2 separate regions of the Homo sapiens genome follow, and region 2 is linked to region 1. The links are chromatin contacts, found by Hi-C or POLR2A ChIA-PET in ENCODE. All regions are on one chromosome and are shown on one strand. Each heading gives the region's core, a stretch centred on a gene start or an enhancer-like site at or near the end of the contact. The rest is flanking DNA. Distances are from core to core; before and after follow the strand shown.

What was found. Hi-C counts contacts between places; a loop is a spot of excess contacts on that map. ChIA-PET counts read pairs that join two places held with the same protein, here RNA polymerase II (POLR2A). Pooled maps may share reads with other maps.
Region 2: a map of right lobe of liver shows a loop between it and region 1 (4-fold over the local background). The contact joins two enhancer-like sites. A Hi-C loop is called at or near these places in 23 of 168 maps with a recorded cell type or tissue (HepG2, IMR-90, K562 and 16 more) and 20 of 50 pooled maps. POLR2A ChIA-PET finds 5 or more read pairs at or near these places in 2 of 52 experiments (HepG2 and PC-9).

The regions. Positions count from the first base shown.
Region 1 is chr20:50,306,020-50,313,133 of GRCh38, reverse strand. LINC01270 (long intergenic non-protein coding RNA 1270) reads right to left here. Exons shown (of 5, transcript NR_034124.1): 3 at 1,120-1,329; 4 at 704-782. It overlaps LINC01271 (long intergenic non-protein coding RNA 1271), which reads left to right. Exons shown (of 3, transcript NR_109950.1): 2 at 1-220; 3 at 1,885-2,423. Among named protein-coding and RNA genes, the nearest start is that of LINC01271, 12 kb to the left of the region's middle. RefSeq lists enhancers at 3,578-4,088, 4,089-4,600 and a silencer at 6,788-7,082. Within about 2 kb of position 4,418, at least 31 of the 41 ENCODE cell types and tissues checked have a DNase peak (open chromatin) inside an H3K27ac peak, as active enhancers do; they include adrenal gland, gastrocnemius medialis, heart right ventricle and 2 more, where a contact is called at or near this core.
Region 2 is chr20:50,456,851-50,463,964 of GRCh38, reverse strand. No RefSeq gene overlaps it. Among named protein-coding and RNA genes, the nearest start is that of PTPN1, 50 kb to the left of the region's middle. RefSeq lists a silencer at 2,943-3,062 and enhancers at 3,274-3,774, 5,724-6,252. Within about 2 kb of position 3,069, at least 22 of the 41 ENCODE cell types and tissues checked have a DNase peak (open chromatin) inside an H3K27ac peak, as active enhancers do; they include adrenal gland, gastrocnemius medialis, heart right ventricle and 2 more, where a contact is called at or near this core.

The DNA of each region.
Region 1 (7,114 bases), core at 3,169-5,668:
TCCAGAATTCTGGGACAGCTTCCAGGACTGGAGTCAGCTCCCTAGATCCCAGGAACGTTCCAGCACTTCTGGGGACGGAAGTGGAGCATCAGCCAGAGCCCTCCCCGGCCCCCGGCCTGGGAACATGTTTAGAAGATGACAACTGGGCTCCCTTTGGCCGAAATTCCACTCCCGTGGGGGCCTTGCCAAGGAAAATAAGCCCAAGAACCAGGCATTAAAGGTGAGCATACTTGAGCATTTTAAGATGACAAATTATTTACACAGGTGTGGGAACCAGCCCCTCGCACCCTGCTTTCTTTTTCTCCCTCCCCTTTCCAAATTCTTTCCCCCAAGGGTGCTGACAGACATGCCAAGGGAGGGGGTGGTTGGTCGTGGAGATCTGCCCAGAGTAAGTCCACAAACCCAGGGCAAAGTAGGAGGACAGAGAAGCCGGAAAGAGGGTGTCTGCGTGGCGGAGGCTGGTCCTTGCTCACCTGCCTTCTTGCTCTCTACCCCATTGCCTGGGGAGGTACTGAGGCTAGGGTCCCAGGGATTTCACTGCTACCCGAGTCCTTGAAGAAACTCATGCCCAGGCCATCCTTTGTCCACAAGGGAGAATAAGGGACCAGAGAGGTGAAAAGCAATCCCCAGGGTCACACAGCCAGTTAGCTGAACTTGGGGCTAGCAGGGGAAGAGGTAGAGGAAGCAATTGTTTCTTACTCACCTAGTGTGTGCCTGACACTGTGCTGAGCTCTGGGAACACATTGTGAATGAAACAGACAAAATCCCCTGCCCTCATGGAGCTGAAAAAGATATAAACAAGATAAATAGCAAGATACCTCCAGAAGTGCTTGAAGAAGAGTAAGACGGGGTGAAGAGGTGGCAGCGGTGCTGTCTAGGTTGGGGAGGTAACATTTGAGCCAAGAAAGATGAGAATGAGCCGGCCATGGGGAGATTGGAAGGAAGGACATTCCAGGCATCTGGCACTGCACATGCAAAGGCCCTGAGGTGGGAAAGGGCTTGTTGTGTTCAAGGAACTGTCAAGGGGCCAGTGTGGCTGCAGCAAGAAGGAAAGGCAATGACTGAGGGGTAGATTCAGGTCAACAAACCCAAGGGGTAGGTATAATCATTCTGTGTTACCAAGGAGGAAACTGAAGCCCAGAGAGGGGCAGTGACTTGTCCAGGGTCACAGAGCAGAGCCAGATTCCAGTACTTTTCATTGGCTCCAAACCCACATTCCTGCGCTTTCGTGAGGTGAGAGGATGGGAGCAGGCGCTGCGAGGGCCTTCCAGGTCTCCAGCCTGCAGCTCAACTCCAAAGATGAGAAGCATCTGGGCTAACTGGTGCTTCCTGTGGGAAGAAAGCAGAGATTGATTGAGCTGCTGAGTCACAGGGGAACAACAGGCTAGGCTCCCAGGCTGCAATGGGTTCTGCCTCAGTTTACCTACCTGTAATAAACGTGTTTCATCACACGTCTGCCTCCAGTGCTGACTTCAGAAGGGTGCTGTGAGGGTTAATTACTGCCTGGCAGCTCCAGGAGCCTTGATGAAAGGTGGCGGGAAGTGGGCGCTATTAACCTGGGCAGGTAATTACCCACGGCCTGAGGGAGGGTGCAGAGGGGTCCTAGCCTGAGTCACTTCTGGTTCTCATTCAACCCCAGGCCAGCCTCTTTCCAGGTGGGTAGGGCCCAGTGTGCCCAAACATCTGGCCATCGTTCTGGCCCCAAACCCCTCAGCACCGGGCAGGGCTGAAGCTAGGAGTGGTCACAAGCCACACAGTCCCAGGGTTGAAATCCCATCTCTGCCGCTCCTCTGGCCAGAAGACCTGGACAACACTCCTCACCTCTTGGGCCTGTTTCTTCATCTACATAGTAGTGTCTTAGTCTGTTTTGTGTTGCTATAACAGAGTACTACAGCCTGGGTAATTTACAAAGAACAGAGATGTATTTCTAACAGTCCTGGAGGCCGGAGAGCCGAAGATGGAGGGGCTCACTCAAGCAAGGGCCTTCTTGCTGTCATCCCATGGCGAGGGCATCCCATGGCAAGAGGTGGCACGTGAGACAGCAAGGAATGGCCGAACTCACTTTCATGACAAATCCACTCTCTCCATCATGAAGCCACTCCTGCAATAATGATACTAATCCATTCATAAGGGCAGAGCTCTCAGGACCCAACCACCTCTTAAAGGCCCACATGACCTTTGGGAGACACGCTGAGACCCTGGCGGTGCGGGGTGAGGACGTGGCCCCTCCCCAGGGCACTGTGGTTGTTTCTCACACATATGCCAGATACTGCGCCTCGCAGCCACTTCGTCCCCATTGCCTCAGTTTGAGGCCAAAAGTGACACATCAGGCCACAGCCACCTACCCCGTCAGCCATCTCAGCCTCCGTGACCTGAAGGGAAATGATGAAAGACTTTTCTAGAAATAAATGATTTTTAAAACATCCCAGGAAATCATCCCTGGCTGCCGCTGGGCCCCCAGGAGGGAGGGCAGGCCTCTTATTCCCCCTGCCCCAATCCCCACTTGGGCGCCAGAACCAGGCTCTGACTGCCCCCTGTCCCTGGAAGCCCACCCCTTCCCTCTTCCTCACTCTTGTGGCTCCTGGGTCTTGATGCCACCCCCGTCTCCCCCACCCCATACGTGCACACACACACATGCACACACACGCAGATGCACACACATGCACACACGCACATACACACGCCTGAGCTCTCCGTCCAGCTATGAACGCACAGCCTGGTCCCCAGTGAGCCCCGATGTTTTCCTTCTTCCAGGGTTCAGGGGACAGATACTAAGGCCAGAGCTCCCTTCCTCCTTTTACTCCCTCCCTGAGGCAACATGGTGCCCATCTCACAGGTGGGCACACTGAGACTCCGAGATGCAGATGCCCACACTCTGAGCGGCTGAGAGGCAGGGAGGGTCACATCCTCCGGGAGGGGCAGGGGAGTCCCAGCGGCAGCCTGAGCAAAGGGCAGGGGCGGGGAGCCTGGCCCTCCGTGGGGTTCCTGGGAATGAGGCTTTCTACTGTGAGCAGGCAGCTCCGGGGCCTTGGGACCCCGGATGGGAAGAAGCTGGGCCCTTGTCAGGTGGCTGCCCCTACAGGTAGAAGTCAGGCACCAGGTGGCCACTTTCAGGAAGAGCCTGGCATTAGGAGAGCTGCTCCAGGGTGGGGGCCCCACTAAGCTCACCTCCCACCCCTCTGCCCCTCACTCACTCCCTCTGCTCCAGCCACACTGCCCTTGCTGAGCCTTCAACAAGAGGATCCCACAGCCTGGCCTTAGCACCTGCGGTTCCCTCTGCCTGGAGCACCGTTTCCCACCCCCTGCCTTTGCACGTGGGCTTCTCCTCTTTGTTGGGGCTTCTGTTCAAATGTCACCCCATCAGAGGGGACCTCCCAGGCTCTCTCCATCGCACCTTCTGCTTTATTTCCTTTGGAGCCCTGCTCACTTACTGAAATGACCTCAAATGTCTGATTCTCCTCAGCTAGAATACAGGCTCCACGAGAACAGAGGGCTTTTAAATGTCTTTCTGTTTTGTCCACTGCTGTATCTCCAGGACCTGGTAGCAGGCACGGAACACAGTGGTGCTCAATAAATGTTTGCTGATGTACTGAAGAAGTTTTGAAAAGATAAGATGTAATTTGTATCACAGCGGGAGGGGTGGGTGTTTCAGGGGAGACGTCCTCCAAAGAACTGGATGATTTCTCCAGGGTCTTAAAGCGTGTCATGACCAGCTCGACGTCACAACAATAATAATAATATTTATTGGGCGCTTCCTGCGGTAAGCACTGTACACAGATCTTCTCAGAGTCCTTCCAGCCACCTGTGAGGTCAGGGCTGTGATTATCCCCACTTTCCAGATAAGGAAACCGTAACTTAGAGTTACAGTTAGGGACTGCTCCAGGTCACCAGTGATTTGGTGGCAGGCCGTGGTTGAATACAAGGCCACTTCGACCCCTCTCCCACCACCCTGGCCTGCCCCTATCCCTCCAGAGCCTGAAGGTTCCCTGGAAACCACACGGTCCCTTGATCCCTGGCACAGCCAAGGGAGGTTGTGTGTCTCGCCCATCACCCCCTAGCTGGTCAGGGGCCCAGAGGGGATGATCCCTGGCTGCCGGTGGGCCCCTGGGAGGGAGGGCAGGCTTGGCAGCTGTCCTGTCCCGGGGACGCCAGGCAGCCGGGAGTTTCTCTCCCCGGACTTACTGTACATGATTCAGCGCCAGCCCCAGTTGTGAAATCTGGGAATCTTGTGGGCAAGGCTGGGCCTGGGGGATGGCCGTCTGGGAAGAGGAGGCCGGGAAGGGGTTAAGGGGGGTGGCGGGGGGAGGAGGGGGCAGGCGCCAGGCCAGACCAGCAGAGAGCGCACAGTTAGCACTGGGCCGGCTGCCTGTGGCGGGTGTCTGACATCACAGCTGCGTCAGCCCAGCCAGCCCCAGCCCCCTACTTCCTCCTCTCCCTGGGCAGCATCCTCCGCCACCTCCCCAGCCTCACTGTCCTGTCCTGAAAACAAGCAGCATCCAGTTCCCTCCTGGAAGGAGGCAGGGTGGTCAGGAAGAGGGACTTTGCATACAGGAGGGACTTAATAAATGATAGCCGTGATGTCTTGGAGCCAGACCATAATCCTGTGAGCTAGACAGGGCAGGTAGGAAGCTATCACACTTATTTTAGGAAAGAAGAGACTCAGGGTCTGAGAAGGGAAGGGACTTGCCCAAGGTCACCCAGCTGCAGAGTCATAATGACTTGAAGTGTAAATAAGGATCGTGTTGATCTTCCTCCACTCTTCATTAGAAGGACTAGAAGGACATGTGTCTCTTGGTGCCTGGTTGGGCTTCAGTGAATGTCCCAAGGCCTGGAATTTTCTTCCTCATCTCGTTAATTTGTTAAGTCAGATTAAACCAAACGAGCATTTGTCTGACTAGAGGAATAACAAAGGATTTCATAGGGACTATTCATATATCAGTGATGACTTATGGTAGTGAATAAAATAAATTCTGCATTTGAAATGTTTTTCTTAAGAAATTACAGACTGAGGCCAGGCGCGGTGGCTCACGCCTGTAATCCCAGCACTTTGGGAGGCCGAGGCGGGCAGATCACTTGAGGTCAGGAGTTTTAAGACCAGCCTGGCCAACATGGTGAAACCCCGTCTCCACTACAAATACAAAAATTAGCCGCCCATGGTGGCGCACGCCTGTAGTCCCAGCTACCTGGGAGGCTGAGGTGGGAGAATCGCTTGAACCTGGGAGGCAGAGGTTGCAGTGAGCCAAGATCTTGCCACCACACTCCAGCCTGGGCAACAGAGCGAGACCCTATCTCAAACAAACAAACAAACAAAAATCACAGAGTACCTACTCTGCTCCAGGCTCATTTACATGCGTCAGGCTCAGTCCTCATGGCAACTCTTCGAAGGTGGGACTATTACCCCATCTCACAGAGGAGAAAACTGAGGCACAGTGAAGCAAGTGATGCCTGAGGCCACAAAGCCAGGAAATGACAGTGGTGATAATAATAATAATAATAATAATAATAAAAAAAATGCTAGTTGGCCTTGATAAGCTGCTTCCTCCACGCACTGAGCATGGTATTTATAGGAGCACACTGGCTTCTTTGAGCTTCCCAGGAGGAGAGCACTCTTACTGTCCCCATGTCACAGGTGAGAAACCAAGGCCCAGCTGGGTTACATTACTTGCCCAGATCACACAGCTAGGAAGTGACAGAGCTGGGATTTGAAACCAGGCTGTCTGGCCTCTGTCCGTGCTCAAGCACAGTGCTGGGGCTGGACACACTGTAGGTGCTCAGGTCACTCAGGGGTGACTGAACTGGAGATGCTCAGGGCTTCAGAGGGCACCCCTCCTGCAAGCTACCCCTAGCATCAGCTCAGGGCCACCCTGAGCTGGCCTGTCGTGGCTGGGCAAGGAAGTGCAGTTATGTCTTCCCCAGGATGCCATTATTCCCACAGTTGCCACAGCCCTTGGGTGCACAGAACCACCATGAGGAGCTCCAGGATCCTCCCCATTTTACAGAGCAGAAAAGCCAAGGCCCAGAGAGGGTGGGTGACTTGCCCAAGGTCACACAGCATGGTCGTGTGGGCTACAGCCCCACTCCCAGCTCCTGAGCCTGCCCTCAGCTGCGGAGGCCATGGAGGATGAATTCCAGGAAGAAGAGGGGAGCCGAAACCTGGCCCTCCCTGACCCTCCCCAGGAACAGCCTTTCCTCTATTCCTTCCTTTTCTATCTCCTAGCTTGTGGGACTCAGCCTTACATGAACTGGGTCACAAAGGGGGACAGGAAGGGCATTCCTGGCAGAGGAAACAGCACGGGCAAAGGTGGACCGCATGTGGAGCAGGGAAGGAAGGATATCTGGTTGGGATGCTGTGGAGAGTGAGGAGCCGGGGCAGGGAGCAGCTAGAGTCAGGTAAGCGGGCCTTGAATGTCACGCTAAGGAGTTTGAGCTTTGTCCAGAGGCGATGGGAAGTCAGGAAGGCTTTAGAGCGGGGAAGGACCAGGATCACTAAACAGAGGGTGGACTATTGCCATCACCTCCCCACTATCCCCCCTGCCTCTGTCCTGGCCCTGGCCCCTCCAGCCCATTCTCCACTGCAGCCAGAGGGATCCATGAAAACTGAAGTCAGACCACGTCCCTTCTATGCTCAGAACCCTCCATGACTCCCATGTCCTGCAGAGAAAAAGCCAAAGTCCTTTAACAGCCCACGTGGCCCTGCAGGATCCGCCCCCCACGGCCTCTTGGCCCTCACGTCCTCCTAGTCTCTCTCCCTCGCTCACCCTGTTCCACACACTGGCCTCTTTGCTACACCCCAAACACAACAGCCACAGCCCCCACTCAGGGCCTGTGCACCGTTCCCACTGCCTGGAACACTCTCCCCTCCCCGCGGCTCCCTCCCTCACCTCCTACAGATCGTTGTCAGCTGTCACCTGCTCACCAGGCTGTTCCTGCCCCGCCCATTGAAATCCCATCTCCTTTTCCTGCTTCATTTCTCTCCCTAGCATGGATCTTCTCAAATGCAATATGCAACTTATTTATCTTGTGTATTGCCTGCTCTCTCCACAAGTGTGAACTCCACGGGGGCAGAGACCTTTGACCGTCCTATGTCCTGCCATGTCCCCAGCGCCTGACCCAC
Region 2 (7,114 bases), core at 1,820-4,319, 150 kb before region 1:
ATAATCTGCCTGTTTAGAGAAGTGTATGTGTTTTTGGTCTTTTCTTTTTTTCATGTAGAAGTTAGTTTTCCCCTGACTACCAAGAGAACACTGAGGTGTTTACTTACTTAATTTTTAAAAAAATTATCTGAATATACCTTGATAATTATTTATTTTATTTTATTTTATTTTATTTTAAGACGGAGTCTCGCTCTGTTGCCCAGGCTGGAGTGCAGTGGTGTGATCTGGGCTCACTGTAACCTCTGCCTCCCAGGTTCAAGTGATTCTCCTGCCTCAGCCTTCTGAGTAGCTGGGACTACAGGTGAGCACCACCACACCCAGCTAATTTTTTTTTTTTTTTGTATTTTTAGTAAAGACGCGGTTTCACTATGTTGCCCAGGCTGGTCTCAAACTCCTGGGCTCAAATGATCCTCCTGCCTCGGCCTCCTAGAGTGCTAGGATTTACAGGCATGGGCCACCACACCCGGCTGGTAATTATTTTTTTAAATTAGAAAATCTAAGTAAAAAGAACAAAATATAGCCAGAAGTGGTGGTGCATGCCTGTGGTCCCAGCTACTTGGGAGGCTGAAGCTGGAGGATCACTTGAGCCTAGAAGATCAAGGCTGCAGGGTGCTATGATTATGCCACTGTACTCTAGCCTAGGTGACAAAGTGAGACCCTGTCTCTGTATTTTTTAAAAAGAACAGACCGGGCACAGTGGCTCACACCTGTAATCCTAGCACTTTGGGAAGCTGAAACAGAGGGATCGTTTGAGCCCAGGAGTTCAAAACCAGCTTGGGCAACTTAGTGAGACTTCGTCTTTACAAAAAAAAATTTAATTAAAAATAAAAAATCAGCCAGGCATGGTGGCAAGTGCCTATAGTCCCAGCCACTCAGGAGGCTAAGCTGGGAGGATCACTTAAGCCCAGGAGGCAGAGGTTTCAATGAGTGGTGATCGCATCACTGCACTCCAGCCTGGGTGATAGAGCAAGATCTTGTCTCAAAATAAATAATTGATTAGAGAAATAATAAAAAAAGAACAAAATAAAAGTCGCTTCTAATTCACATCAGCCACCCAGAGATAAGTGCTATTGACACGTTGGAGCATATCCTTCAAGGCATTTTTCTCTCTGTCATCTATCAATGCATTAAAAAGTTCCATTTTTAAAAACTAACAAGGGATTGTATTCATATGCAAAAATTCAAAAGATACCAAAAGATTTACAGTGGGTCTTCTCCCTCTAATCCTTAACCCCCATCCCCAGCTTTAAAACTCCAAGCTTCCCTCCCCAGAATCCATTCTGGTTATCATTTCTTGGGGATCATTACAGAGACATCCAGAACACAGATAAGCAAATATGTGCGTGGATTCCTGTACTCATTTCTCTAAATAGAAGCACACCACACACCCTGTTCTGCACTGGGATTTTGTTTTTTTCAACTTAGCAATGTACCTTGGCAGATCTTTCCAGATCAGCACTAGGAGAGCATTCTTTGCACATTCCATTGTCTGAATATAATAATTTATCTAACAAGTTTTCTGGTGATAGTCACGGAGGTATTTCCAGGGTTTTTCTGCAACAAACAATGCTGCAATTAGTATCCCTTTCACAGAAGTCTTTCCATGTATTCAGAGCTATTTCTGATGGATACATTCTTAGCAACTGAATCGCCCAGTCATAGGGCAGGTGCGTTTAAACATTTTGACGCTGGTTGTCTAAATGCTCTCTAAGGTTGTACCTACCAATCGTCATTTGCACCGGCAACCTCCGTGAGCTCTGGTTTCCCCACGTCCTAGCCAAGGCCAAGTATGATTGGACTTCTTGATCTTGGCCTTGCCGATAGGGGAAAAAGGTGTTCACCATAGTTCTAATCTACATATTCATTGTTTATATGTTAGATTGGACATTTAAAAAATACGTTCAAAGACTGTTTATATTTCTTTTCTGGTGGCAAAGCATTCAAATTGTTAGTCTATTTTTCTCTTGGATAATTGTCTTTTTGTTGATCTGCTAGGGATTTTTATATACTAAGAAAATGAGGTATTTGTTTCTCATACATGTTATGAAAGTACATATTTTTAAAATATAGATATATCAGGCCGGGTGCAGTGGCTCACACCTGTAATCCAAGTACTTTAGGAGGCCAAGGTTGGAGGATCACTTGAGTCCAGGAGTTTGAAACCAGTCTGGGCAACATGGTAAAACCCTGTCTCTACTAAATATGATGGCAGGTGCCTGTAGTCCCAACTACTTGGAAGGTTGAGGTGGGAGGATTGCTTGAGCTTAGGAGGTGGAGGCTGCAGTGAGTCGTGTTCACTCCAGGCTGGTTAACAACCAAGATTCTCTCTCTCTCTCTGCGCGCGCGCGCGCACACACACACACACACACACACACACACACACACACACACACACACAGATAGAGTGTTTGTATACAATGTTTCTGAGGCCTGTGGTCATTTGATAATATATTGTGCATCCTTTCCCATATCTGTATTTCTTTGCAGCAAAATTATTTGTTGATAGTCAGTGAAAAAAATCACTCTGAGTACACTGGAAATTCATCAAACACAAGTGGCTATGAATTGCTATGAACACAGCAATAACAAGTATCCGAGAGGAGGCTTGTGAAGCATCTCGTATGTTTCATCTGTTTATGCACTTAATTTAATCCTAAGCATCTCGTATGTTTCATCTGTTTATGCACTTAATTTAATCCTAAGCATCTCGTATGTTTCATCTGTTTATGCACTTAATTTAATCCTCCCAACGAAACTGTGACATAAATAACATCATCCCCATTCCAGATGAGGAAACTGAGGCCCAGGAGAGTCATGGGATGTGTCCAAGGCCTCCCAGATGGTCAGTGGAAGATCTGAGATTCAAACCTATGTCAATTTGTCTTTGAAACATTGGCTACCGCCTTCCATGACCTTAAATTCCCACATTCCCAACTAGTCTGGATTAAACACCCGGAAGGTACGTCCTCATCCTCCCCTCCCACCACCCTGGGCTGGGAAGAGTCATGTAGTTTAGGGCTGGGCCACCAGGAGGCGCTAGGGACAGACACATTTCTTGCCTGTTGTATGGGGCTGGGAGCAGGCTGGGGCCAGGCACCCTGGGACGGGGCACTACTTGGGGCCTGATGATCCTGAGGGCTGAGGTGGCTCAGGCCAGAGGGAATGGCTCCTGCCACGTCTAGAGGGAATCACCTCTGGCAGCCTTCAGGGACTCCTAGATATCTGGCCATAGCTCAGCCCCTCTGGGGACTTGGACTCCTGTAGATCCGGGTTCCTCAGCCTCAGCACGTAGTACACGGGGCGGAGTACACGGGGCAGCAGAATCTTTTGCTGATCTGTCCTGAGCCTTGCAGGCTGTTCACAGTCTCCCTGGCCTCTACCCATAAGATGTTGGTAGCCCCTCCCCACCCAAGTTGTGACAACCCCAGATGTCTCTAGACATTGCCAAATGTCCCCTGGGGGGCACAGTTGACCTTGGTTGAGAACCGCTGCTGTGGACGCTCAGGGTAGGCAGATCACACACATGACGGGAGCCAGCCCTGTGTAAGATAATAGCAGCTCACACCTAGAGAGCCCCACGGAGAGAAAATCATTGACACTCTATGAGGTGGGGACTGACACCACCTCTGCTTTACACATGAGGAAACTGAGGCCAGAAACGTTCAGTGACTTGCACGAGGCCACACAGCCGGTATGTAGCACAGCCGGGGGTTGAACCCAGGCCATCAGGCTCTAGCATCTGTGCCCCTAACCACTCAGGCAAGATGCATTGCTGGTCCATCGAATCCACAGGAGTGTTCTCCATGGCCACAAAGAAATACTTCTCTCCCAATTTCCTCTTTACCTAAGTTCATTTTCCACTTTTGACCAAGAGCCACCTGTAAGAGATTTTTCATTTTCCTTGTAATGGTACTGAGAAAAACACCAGCCCAAACTGCCATGATAAATGGCAGTGGACACAACCCCAATAGCAGGACTGCATTGTGGAGCAGTGGGGACCGTGAGCACTCAGAGGCTCAGCCCCGTCAGTCCTGGTATATTATTTCCTGGTATGGGTGCCGGCCCAATTTTGCAGGAGAAATCAGAAATCTAGATTTTTAATGTGAAATTTCCTAATTTTAAAATAATGACAATTCAAAAAATTAAAAACCCTGTGAAGATCAAACAAAATATGTCTGCAGCCCAATTTACCCTGATAACTGCCAGTTTGCAATCTTTCCAAAGGGCACATTCAATGTCCAGGAACAAACCCTGAAAGGTGAAACCCTCTTAGTGCCCTCTGCCTTTCATCATTATTTATTTAGTTAGTTCTTTTTGTATTCAGTCACCCATTTATTTTATGCATGCATTCCACCCACCCAGTCATCCACTAATTCATTAATTTGCCCATCTGTTCATTCATCCCTCCATCCATCATCCATCCTTCACCCACCCAACCATCCATCCATTCATCCATCCACCCATCTATCTGTTCATCCATCTCTCCAGCCATCATCTATCTCTCATCCATCCATCCATCCATCCTTCCTTCCATCCATCCATCCATCCTTCCATCCATCTGTTCATCCTTCCATCCATCCACCGACCCATCCATTCATCCACCCATCCATCCATTCATCCATCCCTCCATCCATCATCCATCTCTCACCCATCCATCCATCCTTCCATCCACCCACCCATCCATCCATTCATCCATCCCTCCACTCATTATCCATCTCTCACCCATCCATCCATCCATCCATCCTTCCATCCATCCATCCACCCATTTATCATCCACTCACCCATTCATCCATCCATCCATCCATCCATCCATCCTTCCTTCCATCCATCCATCCACCCATTTATCATCCACCCACCCATTCATCCATCCATTCTTCCAGCCTTCCATTTGTTAACATCTACTTTAGTGGAAATGGAAAAAAAGATGACAAATCACAGACATCACAGACAAGGATAAAACCAAATGGTGTTAAAATCTGCGTGTGTGTGTGTGTGTGTGTGTATCTCACTGTCACCCAGACTGGAGTGCAGTGGCACCATCATGACTCACAGCAGCTTCAACCTCCAGGGCTCAAGAGATCCTCCTGCTTTAGCCTCTTGAGTAGCTGGGAGTATAGGTGCATGCCACCATGCCCAGCTAATTTTTTAATTTTTGTAGAGATGAGCTATCACTATGTTGCCCAAGTTGGTCTTGAACTCCTGGACTCAAGCAATCCTCACGACTTGGCCTCCCAAAACTTTGGGATTATAGGCCTGAGCCACCACATCCAGCCCAAATGGTATTAAGTTCAGACTCTGTCATTGATCAACTGGGCAACCTTGGGCAAATTATTACACCTTTTGAGCCTCAGTTTCCCCGTCTGTGAAATGGGGCTAACAGTAGTACCTTACTGCTTGCAGGCAGGTCTTCAGGGTTAGGCAGGTGAGGCGAGGTAACATACGCGAGTAGGGGGCAGGTGGTGAGGCCCTTTTTTTTTTTTTTTTGAGGCAGAGTCTCGCTCTGTCGCCCAGGCTGGAGTGCAGTGCCACGATCTCGGCTCACTGCAAGCTCCGCCTCCTGGGTTCACGCCATTCTCCCTCAGCCTCCTGAGTAGCTGGGACTACAGGCGCCCGCCATCATGCCCGGCTAATTTTTTTGTATTTTTAGTAGAGACGGGGTTTCACCGTGTTAGCCAGGATGGTCTCATTCTCCTGACCTCATGATCCGTCTGTCTCGGCCTCCCAAAGTGCTGGGATTACAGGCGTGAGCCACCGCGCCCGGACAAGGCCCTTTCTTTACAGACGCTGCCGTGCGACACGTGTTACGCTGCAGGGAAACACAGGGCCGTGGCATTAGGCAGGGTTGCTAGCTCCATCTTGGGGTCTGGGGAGTGGGGGCATGTCTTGCCATGCCCAGAGTTGGGAGAGGAGTTGCTTTGTTATTAGTTGCCACAACTTCCCCTGGTCAAGCTGACACCCTACCCCCGCCCGGCACACGATGGTTTTCCTGCTCTTGCTTAACTTCTAAAGGGCAGCTCTTTCTCTGTCCACCCCGCCACACCCCACCTACCCCACCCCCTGCCCCAGTTTGTGGGAAAACTCTATGGAACAGAAAGGGCTTGCGGGTTCCTTCTCTAGATTCTTTGTTATTTTTTTTCCCATTTAAATTGAAACCATGCTTATTAAAGAAGAGTAGAAAAAAACACATCAAACAAGAAAGAAGAAAAATTATTTTTTTGTCCCATCCTTCTAACAAAACCACACTAAACGGTCTGTTTCTTTCTTTTCCCCAAGCCAGGGTATTGGACTGTGTGTGTGTGTGTGTGTGTGTGTGTGTGTGTGTGTGTGTGTGTGTTACATAGTTGTAAATCACTCTTTACTGTTGTGTTTTAAAAAAATTTTTCCGTTGCAGATGATCCTCGACTAACAATGGTTCATTTTAGGACTTTTCGTGTTTATTATGGTACGAAAGAGATAGGCATTTGATAGAAATCATACTTGGAATTTTGAACTTTAATCTTTTATCAGTTTAGCAATACAGAGTACAATAATTTTACATGAAATACTCAACACTTTATTATAAAATAGGCTTTGTGTTAGATGATTTTGCCCAACGTAGGTGAGTGTAAACGTTTCGAGCACCTTTAAGGGAGGCGAGGCGAAGCTATGATGATGTTCCGTAGGTTGGGTGCACTAAATGCACTTTTGACTTAATGATATTTTCAACTTGCAGTGGGTTTATCAGGCTGCAGCCCCATCCCAAGTCGAGGAGCATCTGAATTAACTAAGCCTTCCCCCCCATTGCTCATTTTCATGAGCATATTTGAAGGGCTGCACTGATTTAGCATGCAAATGTGAAGTGAGCACCTGCTGTGTTCTGTGGGAGAGAGAACAAGTGTAATGGCACAGCCAACATTTACTGAGTGCAAAGTTGGTGCCAGATGTCTTTCTAAGTACTTGTATTAAACTGCTTCTTCCTCACAACCACCCTGTGAGGTAGATGCCATCACTATGCCCTTTTTCCAGATGGCAAAACTGAGGCCCAAGGTTGCACAGCTAAGAGGCGGAGCTAGCATTTGAATCCAGCAGGGTCATCCACAGGGCTGGGTTCTGGCCATGCTGGGCTACCTTGGGC